Regions from separate parts of the Homo sapiens genome. Here region 1 is linked to region 2. A link is an interaction called in ENCODE POLR2A ChIA-PET data of the cell type or tissue named here. Cell type or tissue: PC-3. All regions are shown on one strand. Each heading gives the region's core, and the rest is flanking DNA. Links, peaks and the distances in the headings are about the cores only. Region 1 has its middle 88 kb from the start of LMX1A-AS2. Region 2 overlaps TMCO1-AS1 (TMCO1 antisense RNA 1).

What was found. Peaks named below come from ENCODE experiments on the same cell type or tissue, not always from the same donor. Only the 100,000 strongest peaks of a DNase experiment are listed, where the experiment ranks them.
Region 1: POLR2A ChIA-PET joins it to region 2 with 6 read pairs; 1 of 35 experiments calls an interaction of 5 or more read pairs at or near these places.

What each region holds. Positions count from the first base shown.
Region 1 is chr1:165,114,285-165,118,678 of GRCh38, forward strand. No RefSeq gene overlaps it. Among named protein-coding and RNA genes, the nearest start is that of LMX1A-AS2, 88 kb to the right of the region's middle. In PC-3, for the core only: no CTCF peak of the experiment used is centred there; a DNase peak (open chromatin) is centred at 2,607.
Region 2 is chr1:165,771,855-165,776,248 of GRCh38, forward strand. It overlaps TMCO1-AS1 (TMCO1 antisense RNA 1), which reads left to right. Exons shown (of 3, transcript NR_125374.1): 2 at 1,620-2,579; 3 at 2,855-3,595. Among named protein-coding and RNA genes, the nearest start is that of TMCO1-AS1, 5.1 kb to the left of the region's middle. In PC-3, for the core only: no CTCF peak of the experiment used is centred there; a DNase peak (open chromatin) is centred at 1,677; H3K4me3 peaks cover 506 bases; H3K27ac peaks cover 995 bases.

The sequences.
Region 1 (4,394 bases), core at 223-4,222, 660 kb before region 2:
TCTTTGAAGGGAAGCGGAGGAGTTTGCAAAGAGGAAAAGGCCGCGGCTGCAAAAAGAGGAGGACTTTGCGATGTAGGCAACTTGCCTAGCCTCACACGTTTGCCTGCAGGTCCTACCCTGTGCTCTAGACTGTTTTATAAATTTATTTTGAAATGAATAAACCAGAGGAGCTGCAGTTTTGTTTTTGACCACACGATGGAGCCTTTGCCTCTTAAATGGGAAACGTTTGCCCATCTTTCATGGAAAGCCAAAAGGTTAGGGAGAGAAGTCGTCGAGCATTCCATGATTTTTGCTGATATCTGAGCAGAGCCAGAGCTCCACGTTGCCCTCCATGAAGGAGCTGAAATTAGTTGTTTTTGCGTTGTTTCAATACCACCAACCACTAGCCTACCAGCTATTCATTTGTGCTGGGTTTTGTTTCCTGGGATATTTTTCCACTCTTTTTTTCAGATGAATTCCTCTATTTTTTTTTCTTATTTAACTTGATTCTGAATTTTAAAGGCTAATTAGGGGAAAAAAGATTTGTCAAAAAAGTCATTTGGAGATTTACTGAGAAACAAGTTGACTGACTGCCCTTTTAAGTTTTTACTAAGACTTCCCGTCTTCTGCTCTCATGAGTGTAAATGTTCTTCAGGACTACTCAGTGAAAGAGACATCATGGTGCTTTCACTGACATACACAAACATGCTGCGTTATACACACACACACACTTGCAGACACACACGCCTGCAGGCACACATGATCATTCACACATGTGCACACAATGCATTCATGTTCATGCCAACACACATGCAACCATACATTCTCACACATGCTCATTGTTACACACACACACTTACGCATATACCCACACTCACGCACCTACTCACACATATAAACTCACATGCATAAAATACTCACATCTGTGCTTACTAACCCACAGTCGATATCACACAAATACACTTATACAAACACTTTCACACAAACACACATTCACACATTCACCCACACGTCTTGTCCTCCACAGTATGCATACATACACTTATAAGCACACACACACATACTTACACATACTCTTTCACACGCGGACACACTCTCAAATTCACCCACAGACTTACAGCATGTATTTACATATAGATCCCAAATAAAAAATAGAAAAATAAAACATTTTTCTGCTTCCCCAGTAGTACCTAGCACAGTGCTGAACATCAAGCAAAAGCAAAGAAACAAAAACAAAGCGTTTGAAATAGCAGGAAGAAAACATTTAACTGACCAGCTCTTTTCTGGGTAAATTTATTTTGAAAAAGCAAACATTGGCCCTTTTATCGCTCACCAAAATTTTGTTGTAAATGTCACAAACTGGAATTTGTGGCATAGCATACATAAAAAAGAAGTATCAAAAGTCAAAATATAATGCACACAAGAATGGTTACTTCTCTAAGAAAAATGTCCAAACAAGGCGTGGTGTGACCAATACTTCAAGATTAGCATAATCATTCCCATTTGACAAGGGAAGACACCAACACCTGGAGAAATTAAATGGCTTTTGTCACTAAACTAAAACCTTCTTAGCAGGGAGAATGTCTAACCCATCCCACTTGGTATCCATAATATCAGCAAAATGAATGCCTGCCTGACCCCTTGTTTTCCTCTTCCTCTTCCTGCTGCTCTTCATCTTCTCCTTCTTCTCCTCCTTCTCATTCTCCTTCTTCTTATTCTTCTCCTTCTCCTTCTCCTCCTCCTCCTCCTTCTCCTTCTCCTTTTTCTTCTTCCTCTTCTTATTCTTCTCCTCCTCCTCCTCCTCCTTCTCCTTCTCCTTCTTCTTCTTCTTCCTCTTCTTATTCTTCTCCTCCTCCTCCTCCTTCTCCTTCTCCTTCTTCTTCTTCTTCCTCTTCTTATTCTTCTCCTCCTCCTCCTCCTTCTCCTTCTTCTTCTTCTTCCTCTTCTTATTCTTCTCCTCCTCCTTCTCCTCCTCCTTCTCCTTCTCCTTCTTCTTCTTCTTCCTCTTCTTATTCTTCTCCTCCTCCTCCTCCTCCTCCTCCTTCTTCTTCTTATAATGTCAGTATGATTATCTGTCAGGGCCGGATGCCAAAAAGCATTCCTCTCACACACACTAAGAGTTCAGGCTTAATCTCATAGGCATAAATCAGCCATAAGTCTTAGTGCTGGAACAAACTTGTAACAACCTAAAACCAAGTGGAAGCATATACCCTGTTCCCAAACTGTGTTTCACATGCCCTCAGGCAGCCTCACTTATATTTAGCTTTTGAGTGACCAGGGCTAGCTTTATCTGGAAGAAAGAAAGAGTTTTTGCCTAAGAATAAACTATACAGTGGTTGACTTTCTTCAGCTATTATTTCGAGCTTGAATAGAATCAGAGTAGACTTGACCCAAGATTTCCACAAAAGCAACAAAAGCAGTTGCTCACAAATAGGAACACTTGTGTGCTTTGTGGCTAAGCTGGGGCTGGCATGCCTCTTCTCCACCTTCACCCCTTACCCTGTACGGTCTGCAGTGCAATTAACTGGTATGAGCCGCTCTCTCCAGCAGGCCATGAGCTCCTTGAAGGTAAGGATCATGCTTTGTTCGTGAATCATTCCACATATGATTCATATGATTCATAGCTGGCTCCACACACTGTGCTAGGGCCTGGAGTGACTGAGATGAGTAACACTGGTAGGGCCCTTGTGCTCACTCCGTAGACAATTCCAGTTCAGTGTCTTGAGTGCTATGATTGGGAACGTTCAGGGTGCAGTGGGGGTCACAGGGAGGCCACCCACAGTGTACTCCAGACGGTTTCTTGGAGGCAGTGAGGTCTAGGTCAAGTCTCAGTCAATCTTGAGAGATGTGTAAGAAGGCATTCTCCTTGGCATTTGGTCAATGACTTCACCCCTTCCCTACACGTCTGGTGAAGCAACAATAGGATGAAGGCGATTTGCAGAGAAGGCAGGAGGAAATATGTAAGCCAAGACTGAGAGCCACCTAGTTCCAGGCTCATTTCCCTTGAGCACCCCATTAGCTCTTCCCAAACGCCCACCCCAGAGAGAGCTCCTTTGCTTGGCTCCCCTCCAATCCCCTCCTCTGTGCCCACCTCGCTGGCTCCACCAACCTGTCCTACATGTAATGACTTAGGACTTTTTAAAGTTTCCTCCTTTTCCATCCTTACTTTTAACCCCAACAGCTTTAGTGAAAACTTGCCAGAAACAACCTGCCAGGCCAGCTGAGAGAGGGAACGGCTGGTGGCCCAGTGCTTCCCCGCCGGCCGTTCTCTCCGCAGGTGCCCGGCCCCTGCCTCCGAGTGCGCCTCGCGGAGCGCAAAGCGCTGTCACGACTCGGTGGCCGAGGTGATTAATTAGCGGCGTGGCCGTGCGGGGGACGCGTGCTGGCCTCCACATCTGCCCCGTGCCAGCAGGGGTCAATATGCGGTGTCACTGCTTTCCCTCTCACTCCCTCCAAAGCCTAATTGGCTGTGACACGCGGGCCAGCTGTTGTGAGAGGTGGAGCGCGGCGGGCGTTTTCCAGGACGGAGGCTGAGGGCAGGTTGACGGGCCTGTGGAGAATGTGTGCTGCTTCCTGCAGGCGACCACGTCTTTGTTCCAAGGCTAGGGCAGGCTGGAGGCTCTGGGCACTAGCATTCTGTTTCTTTCTCCTGGCTTTCCTCCTGGTCACAGCCAGGAGGTTGGGTACGGAGGAAAAAGGAGAAGTTTCAGGGGTCCATAAAGGGGCATCAGGCAGCACTCCTGTCCCCTGAACTACCAGAAATCTCTCCCTCTCCCCAAATGAAATCATTGTGCCACTATCAATACTGTGGAATAAATTAGATCTCATTTCTTTCTGCTTAGGAAAATATGGGCTGGGGTTGGGAAGAGAAGAGAGTGAATGGGGTAATTTTGGAAGCTTGGGCACGGGGAGAGTAAGATGCCAGGGCTGAGAGGGGATCTGCACCTCCAAGAATTGGCTTGAGCATAGGAGGGAGATAGAACAGTGCTAGGAGCAGATACAGGCCTGGTATTGGCAAAATCGCAAAGGGTTTTTTCCCAATATGATTAGAGAGGGAATACCCTTTTTAAAAAATAGTCTTGCAAAGATGTTTTAGAATATCTCCCTACTCATAACAGAAGTGTCCTGAAAACCACCCTGATGATAATATTCTAACAGAATGAGCCATGCATCTCCCTGGATTGAGGAGAAAGCAAAGGGGAAGGGTCCTAACATTTATTGAGCCCCCACAGCATGCCAGGAAGGGTCCTAAGCACTGCTCTAATCTTTGGAGAGGCTGAGATAGGCTCCTTGGTCTCTCCAGATCCCGCCACTCAGGATTGACCTAGGTGGCCAGTTTGAATGATTGGTTCATTTGTTTAATTCAGTCCACAACTTTTATGGAACCTAACTCTGGGGCAGACACTGTGATGGGC
Region 2 (4,394 bases), core at 170-4,169:
GAGACAGGGTCTCACTTTGTTGCCCAGGCTCGGTCTCGAACTCCAGGGCTCAAAGCAGTCCTCCTGCTTCAGCCTCCCAAAGTGTTGGGATTACAGGCATGAGCCACCATGCCCAGCCAATACTGTGCTTCATTTTTATTTATTTATTTAATTTATTTTTGAGATGGAATCTCACTCTGTCGCCCACGCTGGAGTGCAGTGGCACAATTTTAGTTCACTGCAACCTCTGCCTCCCGGGTTCAAGCGATTCTCCTGCCTTAGCCTCCGGAGTACCTGGGTTTACAGGCATGCACCACCATGCCCAGCTAATTTTTGTATTTTTAGTAGAGACAGCGTTTCACCTTTTTGGCCAGGCTGGTCTTGATCTCCTGACCTCAAGTGATCCACCCACCTCGGTCTCCCAAAGTGCTGGGATTACAGGCATGAGCCACCGCGCCCAGCCCAATACTGTTCTTTAAATACACATTTAATACTAAGCTAGGCATTGTAAAAGATTATAAGAGAATTATAAATACCTGCTTACACTCTGACATTTGAAACAATATGAACTTTACGTTTCAATTTTAGCCCCACTGCATGTAAGCTACCTTATTTTAGCAAGTTACTTAATTTATCTGAGCCTCATTGTTTTAAATCTGTAAAGTATAAGTAAAAATATCTACCTTCAGGAATTACCGTGAGGTTTGTATAGGGTTGGGAACAAAGTTCTGGAGTCAGACTACTTGTATTCAAATCCTGGCTTCTCCATTTAACTAGATGTGCAGTTTTAGGCAAATTACTTCACCATACCATGCCTTGGTTTTTCTGGAATGTAAAATGTCATAATAGTATGTAAATTTAAAGGATTTTATTTTTAAAAAAATATGTAAGGAAAGTGTTTAGAAGGTACATGGTCTGTCTGTGGATATACCAGAATCAATCTATTGTGTTCTTTTCCCCAAACTCCAATATTCCCTTGTTCTCTTAATGAGTAGCACCACCATCTAACTGGTTTTCAAGCCAAAAATAAGGGAACTATCTTCAGTAACTCCCTCTTTATCTCGCGTTTACTTTGCAAGTTCCATGGATTTCCCCCTTTTCATATCTTTTTACACATCTTTCAGTCCCCTCTACTACACTTCAATTCAGTTCATCATTATCTCCACTCGTATTACAGCTTTCTAACTGGTCTCCAATTGTATACCCAATTTTGTCCCCTTCAGGCCATTCTTCTCATTTAGGCAGTAGTGATCTTTGTCAAATACAAAGATGACTGGGTGTGGAAGATTGGGAAGAAGAAGGAATTGGGGGGCAGCTCGCAGATTTTTTTCTTAGATACCTGAATGAATTCATATCAGAGAAAACAGGAGAGGAATCCGGTTTTTAGGAGAAGATTTTTTTTTTTTCCTACTGGGCTAGCAGGACTAGATGAAGACCTTCAGAAACCCTGGGCACTGAGAAGATCATAAGGTCTCTTCCCAAATATAATTAAAAATAAAATACTAAGGTGAAATATATTTTAATTATTATTTTTGAACTTATTTTTTCCAAATGTTTTCCCTCGAGTCTGTGCATGTGTGCCCTAAATACATGTTTCATCGGCTAGTTGGATAATCCTGTACTGTTGTGTTTTCTTTTAGAGATGGAATCTCGCTGTGTCACCCAGGCTGGAATGCAGTGACTCGATCATAACTCACTATGACCTCGAACTCCCAGGCTAAAGCAGTCCTCAAGCAATCCTTCCACCTCAGCCTTCTGAGTAGCTGGGAGTAGCTGATTAACTAATGCGTGTCACCACGCCCAGCTAATTTGTGTATGTGTGTGCACAGGTGTAGAGCTAGGGGTCTTGCTATGTTGCTCAGGCTAGTCTTGAACTCCTGGCCTCAAGCAGTCTTGTCTTGACCTCTCAAACCAGTGGGACTGTAGGTGTGAGCCATTGCTCCTGGCTGAGCACTGTTTTTTTTAGGACAGACTGTATTCATTGTTGCAATCTTCAGCTTTTGGAACATCGTCTAGGACAGAGAAGCTGCACAATATGTATTTATCGAATGAGTGAATGATACTTTTGGGAGAGAAGACAGTGGGTTGGAGAAATATCTTGGAAGAATTGGAAATTTTAGGTGGACCTTGAAGAAAGGGTAAAATTCAATTAGGACACAAGCAGTGATCAAAAGCATTGAGTTGGGAACAAAGTGGTAGGATGTGGGAGTTAGTATATAGTAAAAACAACTAAAATATAGAAAGAGATTATGTGTTTAATAGAAATAGGATTGACTAAAGTGAATCCACGTTGTATCTGTAAGAGGTCCATCGTTGAACTTTATTTTTTTTTGTTTTGTTTTTGAGACAGGGTCTCACTCTGTTATCTAGGCTGGAGTGCGGTGGCACAATCTCAGCTCACTGCAGCCTCAGCCTCCCAGGTTCAAGTGATTCTCCTGCTTCAGCCTCCCATATAGGGATTACAGGCCTGCACCACCACACCTGGCTAATTTTTGTATTTTTAGTACAGACGGGATTTCACCATGTTGGCCAGGCTGGTCTCGAACTCCTGACTTCAAGTGATCCACCCGCCTCGGCCTTCCAGAGTGCTGGGATTACAGGCCTGAGCCACTGCACCCAGCCACCTGTATTTATTTTTGAGACAGGGTCTTGTTCTGTCGCCTTGGCTGGAGTGCAGTGGTGCAATCATGGCTCACTGCAGCCTTGACTTCCCAGGCTCAATGAATAGCTGGGACTACAGGTGTGCACCACCATACCCGGCTAATTTTTGTATTTTTTGTAGAGATGGTGTTTCGCCATCTTGCCCAAGCTGGTCTCAAACTCCTGGCCTCAAGTGATCCACCCGTCTAGGCCTCCTACAGTGCTGGGATTACAGGGTTGAGCCACCACACCCAGCCTCATGGTTGAATTTTAGGAGAGCCGTACATCTCCTCCTGATAATACATGCAAAACTTCATGTGTCCATTTTTTTCTGAGTTGAAGTTTCATAGTTTTCATCCAATTCTCAAAGGTGTTTATAAACCAATAAAGGTTAAGAATCATGTTGTGCATTTGAAAGACTAATAGAAAGGCTTAAGCTTAATGCTGTAGCAAATTAGTCTTCAAAAGTTTTCTACCATAGCATTCATTAGGAACAGAAGAGGGGGAATGAGACCCTAAGATTTAGAGATGAAGTCTGAAACTTAGGACTTTATATTTATCTGAACATCATATGTAAATTTTACTATTATGGGACTGGTATTAATGCTTCCTTATAAAAATATATTTAGCCTCATCAGTGATCAGGGAACCATATTTGGGACCAGTCTGTTCAGTTGGCAAAAATTAAAAAGGCCATCATATCAGAAAGGAGAAGGTAAAATGATTTGTTCACAGACAGCATGATCTTTTATGTACAAAACCCTAAAGATTCCACCCAAAAAACCCTGTTAGAACTAAAAAACAAAGTTGCAGGATGCAAAACCACACAAAATTTAGTTGCATTTCGATGTAAAATTTAAAAAGGAAATCTTAAAAATTCCATTTGCAACAGCATCAGAACTAAAATACTTGTGAATAAATTTAACCAAAGAGGCAAGACTTGTACACTGACAACTACAAACATTGCTGAAGCAAATTAAAGAATATAGAAATAAGTGGAATGACGCACTGTGTTCATAGATTGAAACAGTTAATATTAAGATGTTGATACTACTCAAAGTGATCTACAGATTCATTAGGTAATCCCTGTCAAAATCCCAGTGACTTTTTTTCAGAAATAGAAAAATTCATCCTAAAATGTATATGAAAACTCAGAGTACCCCAAATAGCCAAACAATTTTGCAAGAGAACAAAGTTGAAGGTCTCATGCTTCCTGATTTCAAAATTTAACTATAAAGCTACAGTAATCAAAACACTGTAGTCCTAGCATAAAGACAGACATATAGAATAAAGAACCCAGAACTAAACCCTCACATATATGGTCAATTGATTTTTGACAAGGTTGTCAAGACCAGTCAATCAATGGAGAAAGGATATCCAGTTTTCTCCATTTTTACATGTGGATATCCAGTTTTCCCAACACCATGTATTTAAAAGATAAATAACCTAAATGATAAATCTAAATGTCTAAAAAATAAATAATCTAAAAATATCCAGTTTTTTTGGGGTCAGGTGCAGTGGCTTACGCCTGTAATCCCAACACTTCGGGAGGCCGAGGTGGGCAGATCACTTGAGGTCAGGAGTTCGAGACTAGCCTGGCCAACATGGTGAAACCCCATCTCTACTATAAATGCAAAAATTATCTGGGTGTGGTAGCGGGCACCTGTAATCCCAGCTACTTGAGAGCCAGAGGCTCGAGAATCGCTTGAACCCGAGAGGCTGAGGTTGCAGTGAGCCAAGATCGTGCCACTGCATTCCAGTTGGGGTGACAGAGC